Regions from separate parts of the Homo sapiens genome. Here region 2 is linked to region 1. Evidence: read pairs that join two places in POLR2A ChIA-PET (ENCODE). Cell type or tissue: Panc1. All regions are shown on one strand.

Region 1 (8,000 bases):
GACCAGGCTAAGAGGATCTGGAGTACTAGGCAGATAAACAAAACAGGAGCTCCATCTTAAAGAAGTATGACCAAGATCTTTCTACTGGATGTGGGTGCAAGGTGTGGTGTTGGCCTTAGGAACAAGGCAAAATTCAATGCGTAAGCAATCATTGAGGAGCACAGACTTAATGGTCAGTCACTGGAGTTCCTGAATTAGGAATTTTAAAGATCCCCTGACAACCATAAAAGTTGGGTGACCAACTATTCTAGTTTTCCCAGGAATTTCCCTACTTCAGCACTGAAAGTGCAGGGCCTAGAAACCCCTCAGTCCTAAGACATCTGGTCACCCTAATTGTGCTCTTAGAAGACTACAGCCTAGATCCACCTACATCTCTGGGTCAGTTGGCTCCAGCCATAAGGAAAGAAAGCACACATGAGAAGAGGAGGAGCCAGCTGGAAAACGAGGCAGAGAGCCAGGATGCTCATTGCAACCTATAGCCTTCAAGAGAGGATAAAAGGGCACCCAGAAATATTGTCTATAAATGCTGAAATGCATTTGCTTTAAATGGGCAAAACACGTTAAATGACTCCTCAGGCCTGCAGCTTTTCTAAACTCATGAAAGTGGAAAAGTTCAGCACAAACAGAACCATCCAGACACCCCGTAGATGGAAGTCTCTCTCACTGCCTTTTGACAGTCATCACACACACTTAAGATCTCATTGTAAGTATAGCCTTAAAGAGCCCTGATAAGTACACATCAGTAGGGGAACTAAAACCCATCTGTAAATATTAGCAGAGTCTCCCATGTTCTTTTGGTTTCCTTCACACACAAAAATAAGCTAAGTGGAATGAACACACAGTTCAAAATGACTAAAACACTAAAGGACATTTAAATCTGGGGAAAGAATCTCTCTGTTGGGAATATGGATTTCACCTAAGATCCTTAGTGTCATTCCCAGCATGCCAGAGTTATTTCAAATCTCTTTCATAACCAAATATTAATATTCCACCAGAATGGGGAGCATGAGGGCCACTATTGACAGGAACACAGCCTACTAATCATGAGAGATGTTTAAGATGTTCTTCACTAACGTTATCCACAGACTGTATAAAAATAATAACAGAAAACGTTTAACAGTAACAAGGATCATCACCAGGGAAAGTACCTAAACCATCACAAAATCCGAAAGCAAACACTGAACTAATCCATCCTCCCAGCAACTAACTCCTGCAAAATGCTGCTTATGTAGAAATAATCTTCTCAATCACACTTAAAATATTCACTATGATAATGAACTTTAGCCGCAGTGAATTGAGTGTCCCAATGTGCTGAGTCTTCATGATCAAGGAGAACCTGGCATAACCAGCATCTTCAAAATGCAAGTACCCTATGTCCTTCTGGAATGAGCCATGTCATCCAGTAAGTAGGCTGAAACAGAGGGATCCGACGAGGAGACTCTCCCAGAGCTGAAGTGGGAGTTCAGAGCAGAGTGGAGAAGATTGAAAATCTCCCAGATAACCTGGGAGAAAATGCCAGAAGAAACAGGAATTTGCCCATCCATTCAATCTTTCATTCAACAGATAGTTATGATGTGCCATCTCAATGCCAGACCCCATGCTAGGCAGAAAGGCTACAAAGTCTAATGGAACTGCTTTATAGGTATTTGTAATCAAATAGAACAAGCAGACAAATTAACAAGTAATTGCAGTACCTCTAAGACGTTTTATAATAAAAGGATATATGCAACCTCAGAGAAGCACAGATGAGAGAGAATTTTCCCCAGCCTTGTATTATTCTCAGTGCAACTAACTGTCTTTGATACCACAGTTAAGTCCTTCCTTCTCAGAAGCTTCTTCTTTGAGTCACTTTTGGGAAAAAAATAATTATTGCTTTTCTGAGAGATCAGAGTCTCATCAAATGTTATTGTGATTCTAAGACTGTCAACAGCTACCATTTAGTGATACCTACTATGTGCCAGGCACTACACTGAGTGTTTTGCACACATTACTCCACTCAATCCTCAGCCCTGCGTAACAAGCAGCATGCTCTCTCCACTTTAGAAATCAAGGGGAAATGAATCACAGTGGGATTAACTAGTTTACCCTCAGTCTGTCAATGATGGGGCAAGAAGTGAACACAGACAGTCCACTTCATGTTCAAGATCTTAACCACTATGTTGAAATCACTTATGTAGTGAACTATTAGAATGTCTATATTGATTATTTGTATTCTACTGTTATAATTGCATGCATCTAGTTTTTGCTTTGATGAGTTCTTACAAGAAATTGCATGCTGCTTTTAATACTTCCTTATTTGAGTTGATAATTTGCAACCATTTTATTTGAACCTATCTCTGTGGGACTTAACCACAACAGCTGCAATTTATTGAAAACTTGCTCTGAGCCAGTATATATCATCTCTGTCAATTCCCATAGTTCTCTGAGGGGTATGTATGTAGGTATGTGCATATACTTATATTCTTATATATGTATATGTAATGTAGAGTATCAGGTAACTTACCCCTTGTAGCTTAGGCTACAAGTCCTCCACTAGCATAGGCTTTTCTAAGGTTCCAGAAAGGGTTCTTAGAAACATGTTTGCATGTTCATACATTTTCTTATCTATTTTTGAAAGAGTATTTCGAAACTGATATAAGCGTAAGACCCACAAAGCCTGCAGACTACAGGTGATGGAAACAGGATTTGTGTGCAGATGTGCCCAACTCCAAGGGTTTAAAACCCCGTGACACAGTAAGTAAGGAGGAAGGGGTGGAGCAGTGGGATTTAGATGCACATGTTGGGCTTATCATGAGAGATTTCAAGCTAAGGAAAGAGGGGAGTTGATTTGAGGGGCTTTTCTCCTCTAAAGTGACCTTGAAGCCCTCATTTTAATGCTTCATGTGCCAACAAGAAGTAGAGAATGTAGGTAACTCTAATACGAATGAGGCTCTAAGAACTACTAGGTGAACACTCATAATAGTGGCACCAGTTCCGAACAACACATTTGTAAATAAATTGAAGCAGCCTTCAGTTTTTTCTAAACTAAGAAGCTACTAGACACTAAGCAGGTCAAACAGACCAAAGGCACTTTGGTGACACTTAGCTTAGGTAGCCCTTCGACTGCCAATCCATCATTATCTGAAAGTTCTGCATTGACCAACTGCTGTCAGAAAATGTTCCCTTTCTTCCAGAAATTCCATGCCAGCTCACCTTCCAAAAGTTTCCAGTGGGCTTGTTGATCTTTCACCCAAATAGCCACCTAACACTTTACGAATATCCATCTCTGTGAAGAAACCGACTCAGCTGCAACAACCTGTTTTTTTTAATTCATTAAGCCTTAGAATAGCATCTTTCTTAGTAAAATATAAATGCAATATTTAATAAAACTATATATACAGTGATTATTATAAGCAGGGAGAGGACAGGCTGAAAATGAGTGATTTTAACAAGAGCTTTAACAATTTTTAATAGACCTGCATTCCTTTACATTCCTGGTGTTTCTCAAACTTTAGTGGGTTTAAAGTTCATCTGGGGATTTATAAAAATTGCTGACTTCAAGAGCTCCTCTTAAAATTTCTAATTCTGAAGGCCTGGAGGGATCCTCAACAATCTTCATTTTTAACGATTTTGATGAAGATGGACTGCAGCTGTCTCTTGAGAAATGCTTCTTTAGAACAAGTGAAATTGCTAATTACACAGTAAGCACTTAGTCATCTACCATTACCCAAGTCTTGTTAGTTGTGAGTTGCCCCTTGGTATCTGCTAAGGTTTGAATGTGTCCCTCAGAAAGCATATGTTGGAAACTTAACCTTTAATGCAACAGTGTTTGTTGGGAGGTAGGTTCCAATGAGAGGTAATTAGAACATGAGGGCTCTGCATTTATGAATAGATGAATGTGTGGAAGTAGGTTCCTTATAAAATAAGGTCAGTCACCTTTCCTCTCTCCCATCCTCTTTTTGCCCTCTGACATCCTATGCCTTTCACCATGAGATGACACAGCAAGAAGGTCCCTGATAGATACCAGTGCTTCAATCTTGGACTTCCCAACTAAAGAACTATGAACCAATAAATTTCTGTTCATTACAAATTATCCAGTCTCAGGTATTCTGTTACAGCTGCACAAAACAGACTAAGGCAGTATCCCATTCTCAGCTGCAGCAATTCTTTTTAAGACAAAACTCCATGGATTTTAAGACATCTGAGTAGGGAGAGTTAATTATGTCCTCTCAAAGAGGTATTTTCCCTAGACCAATTAGTTTACAAGAACATACACTCTGTTTCTAAAACTTTGGAAAACAAAGATGTGGTTCATATCAGAGTGAAAATTTCATTGATACCCATTATAATGAACGTGTTTCATTTTGGCAAACTGTCATGAAATGTCCTGTTCATTTGGAGAAAATTCCTGGAAAGATGGTAGGCAGAGGTCCCAACTCCCAATACGGAATCCTAAGAGGGAGAAGATCTGTCTGCTCCCAGTCAGAGAAGGGTGGGCTCTTCCTACACTAAGATCTTAGCCACATTTTGTCTCCCTGAATTCTTGCCAGAGACTAGTCCTCCAGGCTGAGAGTATATCTTATATCTGTATAATTAGATAACAATTATGTTATCTAAAACTGAGAACCCTGGGTATGGTACATCCAGACACTTACGGCAGAAAATATTTGATATGGTTTGGCTCTGTGTCCCCACTCAAATCTCATGTCAAACTGTAATTCCCAATGTTGGGGGAGGGATCTGGTGGGAGGTAATTGGATCATGGGGGCAGATTTCTCCCTTGCTCTTGCGATAGTAAGTTCTCACGAGATCTGATAAATGTTTAAAGGTGTGTGGCACTTCCCCCCCTTCACTCTCTCTCTCTTTCTACCATGGTGAGACGTGCTTGCTTCCCCTTCACCTTCTGCCATGACGGTAAGTTTCCTGAGACCTTCCAGCCATGCTTCCTGTACAGCCTATGGAACTGTGAGTCAATTAAACCTCTTTCTTCATAAATTATCCAGGTCAGGTAGTTCTTTATAGCAGTGTGAGAACAGACTCTACAATATCTTCAAAATGTTGTTTATTTTTTAAAAAAATGTATGGATGGAGGCCAGGCGCGTGGCTCACGCCTGTAATCCCAGCACTTTGGGAGACCAAGGTGGGCAGATCATGAGGTCAAGAGATCAAGACCATTCTGGCTAACATGGTGAAACACTGTCTCTACTAAAAATACAAAAAATTAGCCGGGCATGGTGGCAGGCGCATGCAATCCCAGCTACTTGGGAGGCTGAGGCAGGAGAATCGCTTGAACCCAGGAGGAGGAAGTTGCAGTGAGCCAAGTTCGTGCCACTGCACTCCAGCCTGGGTGACAGAGCAAGACTCCATCTTTAAAAAAAAAAAAAAAAAAGAATGGTATCAGAAAGAATAGAAGGTGAAAGGAAGAAAGGAAATGGAAAATTAGTATTCTATCCATCTGTAGAAAATTTTTTAAAATATGTATTGTCTTTTATTCTGATTTCTTCTGGATTCCACTTTGTAGATTTATGAGCCCAGGACCACTGGTATTCAGTAAAGGAGTAGAAATCAATTTGTAGGGGCAGGAGGGATGCCATGTGTCATAGCTACGCAAACAGAAGAAACTTAGTGATTAAAACTCACAAAAAAGAACAGTATTAGCTGGGAGCTATGGCTCATGCTTATAATCCCAGCACTTTGGGAGGCCGAGGTGGGTGGATCACTTGAGGTCAGCAGTTCAAGACCAGCCTGGCCAAGATGGCGAAACCCCCGTCTCTACTAAAAATACAAAAATTAGCTGGGCGTGGTAGCGGGCGCCTGTAATCCCAGCTACTCAGGAGGCTGAGGCAGGAGAATCACTTGAACCTGGGAGGCAGAGTTGCAGGGAGCCAAGAACATGCCACTGTACTCCAGCCTGGGTGACAGAGCGAGACTCTATCTCAAAAAGAAAGAAAAGAACGAAAGAAAGAAAGAAAGAAAGAAAGAAAGAAAGAAAGAAAGAAAGAAAGAAAGAAAGAAAGAAGGAAAGAAGGAAAGAAGGAAAGAAGGAAAGAAGGAAAGAAGGAAAGAAAGAAAGAAGGAAAGAAGGAAAGAAGGAAAGAAGGAAAGAAGGAAAGAAGGAAAGAAGGAAGGAAAGAAAGAAAGAAAGAAAGAAAGAAAGAAAGAAAGAAAGAAAGAAAGAAGGAAGGAAGGAAGGAAGGAAGGAAGGAAGGAAGGAAGGAAGGAAGGAAGGAAAGAAAGAAAGAAAGAAAGAAAGAAAGAAAGAAAGAAACAGTATCACCTTTCAAACAGTGATGGGTCCCTAATACCTATATGCTGAGTATTGTCACACTCATGTTCCATAGCTGTTTGTATTCTGTGTCATTTTTACTATACGTACACAAGACAGAAAACAAAAAACACTGTTTAATTCAGATTTTGTAAGGTATATAGTATAACTGTTTACTAAAATATCATATTTGTAGGAGGTGAAAGTTAATATACTAGCAAACTGCTAAAGAGAATTAACTATTTTTTTAACAAGGAATGTATATTTATGTAGCACTCTCAGACTTTAAAAGCACCATTACTGTACATAAAGCTTTTGATTTGCAGTTTTTCATCATAAACCCAACAGAGCAGAGCCCAGACACCAGGCATTTTTCCCTGGAGTCACTCTGCCTTATTATCAGGACTGGACTTAAGTATCCTTCCCTGGAAAGGGCAAAAGATCTCACATTGTAGGGCAAATATGCTTGAGGCAGTACAAAGAGGCACAGTCATGTTTCAGGATGTGGTTTTAGCCAAAGGTGATACAATCACAAAGCTGGGTTGAGAGAGGAAATAACAATCAGGAGCAGTCTTGAGTGTGTCTCTGTTACCTGGAGTCTTCTTGTTCTTCTCTCTACCTCTCCAAGAGTCTCCATTACCATTGATGTAAATAATTAGTAATAAGAGCCGGAAGCAAAAATGTTGAAATACTTTAACTCTTTTGAACACAAATTTAATAGCAGTAGTAAACTAACAAATGAATCATTGAATTGAGGGTGGATTCTGCTGCAACAAAGAACTTGTATTATGATATAAATTGAGAAGATTGTTCTGATCTAGCTCCTCCTGTATTCAGAGTTAAAACTCTCTCTAAACATCATGTTCCACCTAAGAACCATTAACTCTCCCATTCTCACAACCTGTGTGACAAATACTCATACTCTAAATATTTGGCTTATCTCACTTATCCATTGCTAGAGGATTTAACATACAAGTGTTGCCCTACATACAGACTACTAAGTTAACCATAACCATTCGTGTATTGATACGTATGTTCAAACAGCAATGATGAACTGAGTGCCTGCTCTGAAGGAACTCAAATTCAGATTCAGCTAATATTTCTGGAGTAACACCCATGCACTAGGTATTGAGCTAAAGACTTTGTCTTATTTAGGTGCCTATCATGTGCTAGGTGTTGAACTAGTTACTTTAACACATTATCTCATTTGGTCTTCATAACAACCTAGTAGGTCGGCATTTTTTATTTTATAGATAGGAGACTAACACTCAGAAAAGGTGAGTGACTTGCCTGAAGTCATAAAATTAGTCAAGACTTAAAACTGGCTTTTTGGTCCTGAGTCTTCTCTCTGGCTCTTTCTAATTGGTAGTATTGTCTGTCTTAGGTCCACGCTTTTACTATCCTCTTCTATGCAAAAGAATATCTGATCAGAAAGAAACAAAGCCACTTATAGTTTGATTAGAAAGAAATAAAACCGCACAGAATTTTAGCCACCTTTGTCTATGGGCTGATAGCTTTGTGCACACAAGGCCAAGCAACCACAGGCTCCAGAGATGTGATGTGGAGATGTGCCAAGTGGCAGGTGACATCACATCTTTACATTCCTAGAAGTACTGTGCCCTAATAATTTTACAGCAGAGACATAAACAGATGGATGTGACAAATCCAGTAATGGCAGTTACATAATCTCAAGATCTTTCTCAATGACTCTAAGAACATGTCCAAGACCAAGAATGACTTACCAGGTACATGCCAG
Region 2 (8,000 bases), 180 kb after region 1:
ATTGTCCTTCTACACCAAAGAACATCTGGAAAACATCCCCACATCCTTTGGTGTTTAAGAACTGATAGAGCTGACCAAAGTCCATGTGGTTTCCCCTGGCTCCATTAACACTGAACACTTTTTCTTCAAAAATGGAAAATTTCCTTTGTCTTTCCGTTTCATCATTTGTACCATCAAAAGGAATGTCTTCTCGATGGCGAATTAAAATTCTCTTCCAGTTTAATTTTCTGAGTCTGAAAAGAAATTTCCAAAGTAAACATTTTCAAAATGTATATTCTAGAGCATTTAAAACAGAAGTTATAAAACAGATTTATCAATGCCTTTTCCTAGAAGTAGTCTACTTTTTAAAATGTTTATAACTTTTACTTATTGATTTAGTAGAGGCAGGTCTTGCTATGTTGCTCATGCTGGTTTCAAACTCCTGGCTGCAAGTGATACTCTGGCCTCAGCCTCCCAAAGTGCTGGGATTACAGGTGTGAGTCATACACACCCCGTCCAAGAAGTCTACTTTTATCTCACAGGGATTTATTTTAATCAAATATGATTCTGGTCATAATCTCATCTCTGAACTCATTTGTTGCCCTTACTACAGCCATGTATCAGTAGTTTAGAAATGTAGGAATTACTGAATCCCAAACTACTATGGACCTTCTCAGAAATTCATTTAGTATATCAGTAGAGAAATGAGACTAGTGGCAATTCTAATGCTTCTAGAAAGCTCCTTACTTCACAGGGTATACAGTTTGCAGCATCACTAAAATGAGGGAAGGACCAGATCCATGGAAGTGGATGGGGTCATAGTGTCTGGGGCAGGAGCTCAATTCATTCAGTGCATATTTACAGAATGTCTCCTACATGCACTTGTCAGGTGACGGGGAAAATGCTGACTACATGTGATTTCTGCCATATCCATCAACTTGAGATTGAATCCCCATAAAGACACAACCCCTGGGACATACTTATCTCCACATCTCTAATAGTCATGTGTTGCTTAACAACGGGGATACATTCTGAGAAATGTATCTTTAGGCTATTTTGTTGTTGTACCACCACGACAGAGTGTACTTACACAAACCTAGATGGTACTTTTTTTGCATTTATATTTTTTCATATAGAAAACCAAATGTCCCAGCACCATTACTGAATATCATTCTGATATTCAATAGTGGGAAGATCAAGTGCCATATATCAGGTTTCTATATGTGCTCCATTATAATCTTATGGCATCACTGTTTTATGTGTTGTCCACTGTTGACCAAAACGTCACTAGGCAGCACATGACTGTATCTTGTTTAGTATTAACATTATTGACATGACTTCATATACATATGTAAAAGCAAACCTTGACCAGAATTCTTCACAGGCACTTTGTGGGCCTTCCACACAAACAACACCAGGTTTTCCAGGCATGCTAAACCCAGACAGGGAAAGCTCCTTTGCCCACTCTAGAATATTCTTTCTTTTGCATTTGTTATAGATATGATGGCTGTAGATCCAGAGTCTCGTGAAGATGAGGTCAACTGACTGGACTGTGCTTCCTGTGGTGGGTGAAGATGAAGTATCTCTGCTGACATAGCCAGAGGCGTGTTCTCTAACCCACTCTGTGGCATTCAGTATACAAACATCTCCATGACAATGTTTTTGCAGGAATGCAGTCAGATCTGTGTTCAGCTGAGTCTGCTGGGATCTACTCAATAATACTGATCTAATAGAAAAGATACAAGAAAAATATTGTCTTGGAACAGAAAACAAATTCGAGAATTGCTTTTATTCTCAGATTAATTTTGACCTCCAAAGTTGGCCAGAGCTTCTGTAACGTACCTGACAGTAATTTCAGGCAGAACTGCCGGGTATTTAAAGGGAAGAATACAGGCCAGAGAAAACATCGCCTGATTAAAGAGAAGAAGAAAAAGTGCACTAACCAATGTTTTAAGTCTCAACATGTTTCAATCCCTCTAAAAGCAAAACTGAATTACCATTTTTTCGTCAGATACATCCAGGTTCATATTGATAGTAAAGTAGACTTTTGAAGATCGCCCCTCCATTGTCTTCTTTTCAATACAATCTTTCAGTTCTGCTACAGCCAGCTGGTCATTCACTATGAGCTCATTCTCACCAGGGAACATACTGGCTAGCAGGTCTAACTCAGCAAGCTGGGCCTCCGCCTGCTCCATCTCAATCATTTTTGGACATGTGTAAGTTTCTAAGGAGGTAAAGATAAGAGAGACAATTTACATATGCAATCTTGGAAGAAATGAATACATCAACATGTGTACTTACTAAAATTGTACTTGGTTTCTTCATAAATTGTACAATTTAATTAGTCTCTTTCCCTATTACTCTACTTTCAGATATAATATGCTAAGTCCTATGCTAAGACCAGCCTGAGCAACATACTGAGACCATCTATAAAAAAACAAACACAAAAAAACTCTTAATAGTAAGTAGACACCACATTCTTCTGTGTCTAGATAGTTGAGTGGACAACTTGAGCTACCATAATGGGCAATTTCATCAAAGTAAACCAATTATGTAGTCAAAAAGCTGTATCAATAATGTAGCCAGAAGAGAGGATATGACTGGTTACACTGGAAACCTAGAATGAACAAAGTCAGTCAGAGAGTTTGGTTACGTGGATGGTCAATTTCTTCTTTTTAAGTAAATATTAATGTTTATTAGGTTTTTTTGAGACAGGGTCTAGCTCTGTCACCACAGCTGGAGTGCAGTGGCATGATCCCCGCTCACTGCAACCTCAACCTCCCACGCCCAAGCAATCCTCCCACCTCAGACTTCTGAGTAGCTAGGACCACAGGTATGCACTGCCACGCCCGGCTTCATTTTTTATTTGTAGAAACAAGGTCTTGCTATGTTGTCCAGACTGGTCTTGACCTCCTGGGCTCAAGCAATCCTCCTGCCTTGGCCTCCCAAAGTGCTAGCATTACAGGTATGAGCCACTGTGCATGGCATTTATTAGTTTTTTTTTTTTTTTTTTTGAAACGGAGTCTCGCTCTGTCACCCAGGCTGTAGTGCAGTGGCGCAATCTTGGTTCACTGCAAGCTCCACCTCGGCGCGTTCACGCCATTCTCCTGCCTCAGCCTCCCAAATAGCTGGGACTACAGGCGCCCAACACCACACCCGGTTAATTTTTTGTATTTTTAGTAGAGATGGGGTTTCACCGTGTTAGCCAGGATGGTCTTGATCTCCTGACCTCATGATCCGCCCGCCTCGGCCTCCCAAAGTGCTGGGATTACAGGTGTGAGCCACTGCGCCCGGCCTATTTATTAGTTTTTAAGAAGCAGAGGAACATAAAGAGAAAATAAGTGTTAATTGTCCTGTAGCTTAAGTCACCCCTGTTAACATTAAAACATCTTAAGCATTATACATATATATATGTGAAAAATGCTGGTATAATGTATAAATATGTACAATGTGAGATATATACAGTATACATATTTAAATCCAAAGGGGATAATATATACTTTTTCCTCCTATTTCCTATCTCCCTCCCCACCAAATATATTTTGTAGATCTATTCACTGTCAACATATAGTGATCTACCTCATTCTTTGTAACTGTCGGCTGTTATACTGAATCATGTAGATATGCCATAACTTATTTAATTCTTTACCTATTGATGGACACTTGGGTTGTTTCCACATTTTTACTAATATGAACAATCCTATAATGCAAGGTCTTTTTATATATATAGTATGGTAAACTGAATACTGTGTATTCAATAATAAACTTACAGAGGTGGATTGTTGTATCAACATGTACATTTTAAATTTTGATAGATATTGCCAAGTTACTTTCCAGAAAGTTGCCATACAGAACAGAAATTTACAATTGTACTCAGTCCCCTGCTTCTTTTCTTTAAAAGAAAATTCTTAATACATAGTTCCTTTTGGCCTAGCACGGTGGCTCACACCTGTAATCCCACCACTTGGGGAGGCCAAGGAGGGTGGATAGCTTGAGTCCAGGAGTTTTAGATCAGCCTGGGTAACATAACGAAACCCTGTCTCTACTAAAAAATACAACAAAATTACCCGGGTGTGTTGGTGCGTGCCTGAAGTCCCAGCTACTTGGGAGGCTGAGACAGAATCACTGGAACCTGGGAGTCAGAGGTTGCAGTGAGTTGAGATCGTGCCATTGCACTCCAGCCTGGGCAAAAAGAGTGAAACTCCGTCTCAAAAAATAAAAATAAAAAAAAAAAACCAAAAAAAACCCTCTCCCTCTCCCTCTCCCGTCTCCCCATGGTCTCCCTCTCCCTCTCTTTCCACGGTCTCCCTCTGATTCCGAGCCGAAGCTGGACGGTACTGCTGCCATCTCGGCTCACTGCAACCTCCCTGCCTGATTCTCCTGCCTCAGCCTGCCGAGTGCCTGCGATTGCAGGCGCGCGCCGCCACCCCTGACTGGTTTTCGTATTTTTTTGGTGGAGACGGGGTTTCGCTGTGTTGGCCGGGCTGGTCTCCAGCTCCTAACCGCGAGTGATCCGCCAGCCTCGGCCTCCCGAGATGCGGGGATTGCAGACGGAGTCTGGTTCACTCAGTGCTCAATGGTGCCCAGGCTGGAGTGCAGTGGCGTGATCTCGGCTCGCTACAACCTCCACCTCCCAGCAGCCTGCCTTGGCCTCCCAAAGTGCCGAGATTGCAGCCTCTGCCCGGCCGCCACCCCGTCTGGGAAGTGAGGAGCGTCTCTGCCCGGCCACCCATCGTCTGGGATGTGAGGAGCCCCTCTGCCTGGCTGCCTAGTCTGGAAAGTGAGGAGCGTCTCTGCCCAGCCGCCCTGCCATCTAGGAAGTGAGGAGCGCCTCTTCCCAGCCGCCATCCCATGTGGGAAGTGAGGAGCGTCTCTGCCCGGCCGCCCATCGTCTGAGATGTGGGGAGCACCTCTGCCCTGCCGCCCCGTCCGGGATGCGAGGAGCGTCTCTGCCCGGCCACCCGGTCTGAGAAGTGAGGAGACCCTCTGCCTGGCAACCACCCCGTCTGAGAAGTGAGGAGCCCCTCCGCCCGGCAGCCGCTGGGTCTGAGAAGTGAGGAGCCCCTCCGCCCAGCAGCCACCCCGTCTGGGAAGTGAGGAGCGTCTCTACCCGGCAGCCACCTCGTCCGGAAGGGAGGTGGGGGGGGGTCAGCCCCCCGCCCGGCCAGCCGCCCCTTCCGGGAGGGAGGTGGGGGGGGTCAGCCCCCCACCCGGCCAGCCGCCCCGTCCGGGAGGGAGGTGGGGGGGTCAGCCCCCCGCCCGGCCAGCCGCCCCGTCCGGGAGGTGAGGGGCGCCTCTGCCCGGCCGCCCCTACTGGGAAGTGAGGAGCCCCTCTGCCCGGCCAGCCGCCCCGTCCGGGAGGGAGGTGGGGGGGTCAGCCCCCCGCCCGGCCAGCCGCCCCGTCTGGGAGGTGAGGGGCGCCTCTGCCCGGCCGCCCCTACTGGGAAGTGAGGAGCCCCTCTGCCCGGCCAGCCGCCCCGTCCGGGAGGGAGGTTGGGGGGTCAGCCCCCCGCCTGGCCAGCCGCCCCATCCGGGAGGGAGGTGGGGGGGTCAGCCCCCGACCCGGCCAGCCGCGCCGTCCGGGAGGGAGGTGGGGGGGTCAGCCCCCCGCCCGGCCAGCCGCCCTGTCCGGGAGGTGAGGGGCGCCTCTGCCCGGCCGCCCCTACTGGGAAGTGAGGAGCCCCTCTGCCCGGCCAGCCGCCCCGTCCGGGAGGGAGGTTGGGGGGTCAGCCCCCCGCCCGGCCAGCCGCCCCGTCCGGGAGGGAGGTGGGGGTGGTCAGCCCCCCCCCGGGAGGTGAGGGGCGCCTCTGCCCGGCCGCCCCTACTGGGAAGTGAGGAGCCCCTCTGCCCGGCCACCACCCGGTCTGGGTGGTGTACCCAACAGCTCACTGAGAACGGGCCATGATGACAATGGCGGTTTTGTGGAATAGAAAGGGGGGAAAGGTGGGGAAAAGATTGAGAAATCGGATGGTTGCTGTGTCTGTGTAGAAAGAGGTAGACATGGGAGACTTTTCATTTTGTTCTGTACTAAGAAAAATTCTTCTGCCTTGGGATCCTGTAGATCTGTGACCTTACCCCCAACCCTGTGCTCTCTGAAACATGTGCTGTATCCACTCAGGGTTGAATGGATTAAGGGCGGTGCAAGATGTGCTTTGTTAAACAGATGCTTGAAGGCAGCATGCTCCTTAAGAGTCATCACCACTCCCTAATCTCAAGTACCCAGGGACACAAACACTGCGGAAGGCCGCAGGGTCCTCTGCCTAGGAAAACCAGAGACCTTTGTTCACTTGTTTATCTGCTGACCTTCCCTCCACTATTGTCCTGTGACCATGCCCAATCCCCCTCTGCGAGAAACACCCAAGAATGATCAATTAAAAAAAAAAAAGTCTTCTATTTTCTATTTGGAATACATTTTCAATTTCTGCATTTAAATATTTGATCCATCTGGGATATACTTCACTTTAAAAGGTGACGGAAGTTTCCAGCTTATTTTTTTTTTCCAGTTAACTAGCCATTTTTACCAGTACATCTTATAATAAATTTGAAATGTTTCTTTCAACATATGTTAAGTGCCTATATGTATTTGAGTCTTTTTCTGGATTCTCCATTTTGTTATATTGATCTGTCTATAATATCATGTCCTAATACTCTTTTTTTTTTTTTTTTTGAGACAGAGTCTCACTCTGTCACCCAGGCTGGAGTGCAGTGGTGCGATTATAGCTCGTTGCAGCCTCGAACTCCTAGGCTCAAGCAATCCTCCTGTCTCAGCCTCCCAAGTATCTGGGACTACAGTCATGCTACCACCATACCCAGCTAACTAATACTCAACTCTTGAAATCACTATGATGGGTTAGTAAATTGCTCCTACTCTGTCTCTTCATAGCCATCACTCTTCTTTTCTAGAATTCTTTTTTGGTATTTCCTGGCTTTTCTCACATATAAACATTAGAATAATTTTGTTAAGTTTTGAAAACAAGAAAAAATGGTAATTGCATTGAAATTAAAGATTAGGCCTGGCGCGGTAGCTCACGCCTGTAATCCCAACACTTTGGGAGGCAGAGGCGGGCGGATCATGAGGTCAGGAGATCCAGACCATCCTGGCTAACACAGTGAAACCCCACCTCTACTAAAAACACAAAAAATTAGCCGGGCGTGGTGGCCGGCGCCTGTAGTCCCAGCTACTCGGGAGGCTGAGGCAGGAGAATGGCGTGAACTCGGGAGGCGGAGCTTGCAGTGAGCCGAGATCGCGCCACTGCACTCCAGCCTGGGCGACAGAGTGAGACTCCGTCTCAAAAAAAAAAAAAAAAAAGAAATTAAAGATTAATACAGAAAAAGACGATATGTTTATAACGTAGAATTTTCCCTTCAGTAGTTTTTTTAATAGCTTTAATGAGGTATAATTTATATGCCATACCATACTACTGCCAAGCAAGATCTTTAAAATGTTAGCATCCCTTAAGGTTTGGTTGAGGACATCTTTATCTTCTCTATTGTCTCATGGTACCAAGTATTACTGAATATTAAATGTTCACAATTCTCAAATTCTTAGGATGTTCCAAATTCTCGAGCCCCATATTTGTAAATTTAACTATATCTGTATATTTCTATTGGATGTTATATTAGTTCATTTTCTGTTACGATAACAGACTACCTGAGACTGGGTAGTTTACGATGAAGAGAAATTTATTTGGCTTATTGTTCTGGAAGCAGGGAAATCCAAGAGAATGGTGCCTGCATTTTGCAAGGGCATTCTTACTGAGTCATCCCATGGCGGAAGGCAGAGGGCAAGAGAGAATGAGAGCAAGTGCAAGAGAGATGAAGGGGCCAAATGCATGCTTTTATCAGGAACCCACTCCCACAATAACTAACCCACTCCTGCAGTAACACCATTAATCCATTTGTGAGGGCCCTGTTCTTTGGGAACTTTTTCAACCCTGCCTTCTTTCTCTTCTTCTGAAATGCTGATGACAGGAATGTTACATTTTTTGTTATATCCCTGCATATCACTTAATCACCTCTGA

The links. ChIA-PET counts read pairs that join two places held together with the same protein. Peaks named below come from ENCODE experiments on the same cell type or tissue, not always from the same donor. Only the 100,000 strongest peaks of a DNase experiment are listed, where the experiment ranks them.
Region 2: POLR2A ChIA-PET joins it to region 1 with 8 read pairs; 4 of 35 experiments call an interaction of 5 or more read pairs at or near these places.

What each region holds. Positions count from the first base shown.
Region 1 is chr21:28,825,528-28,833,527 of GRCh38, forward strand. It overlaps a transcript of HEMK2 not described here. Among named protein-coding and RNA genes, the nearest start is that of HEMK2, 56 kb to the right of the region's middle. In Panc1, no CTCF peak of the experiment used is centred here; a DNase peak (open chromatin) is centred at 6,804; H3K27ac peaks cover 2,971 bases.
Region 2 is chr21:29,006,419-29,014,418 of GRCh38, forward strand. It overlaps RWDD2B (RWD domain containing 2B), which reads right to left. Exons shown (of 5, transcript NM_016940.3): 2 at 1,977-2,203; 3 at 1,822-1,889; 4 at 1,343-1,705; 5 at 1-233. Among named protein-coding and RNA genes, the nearest start is that of RWDD2B, 8.9 kb to the right of the region's middle. RefSeq lists an enhancer at 5,846-6,426. In Panc1, no CTCF peak of the experiment used is centred here; no DNase peak of the experiment used is centred here.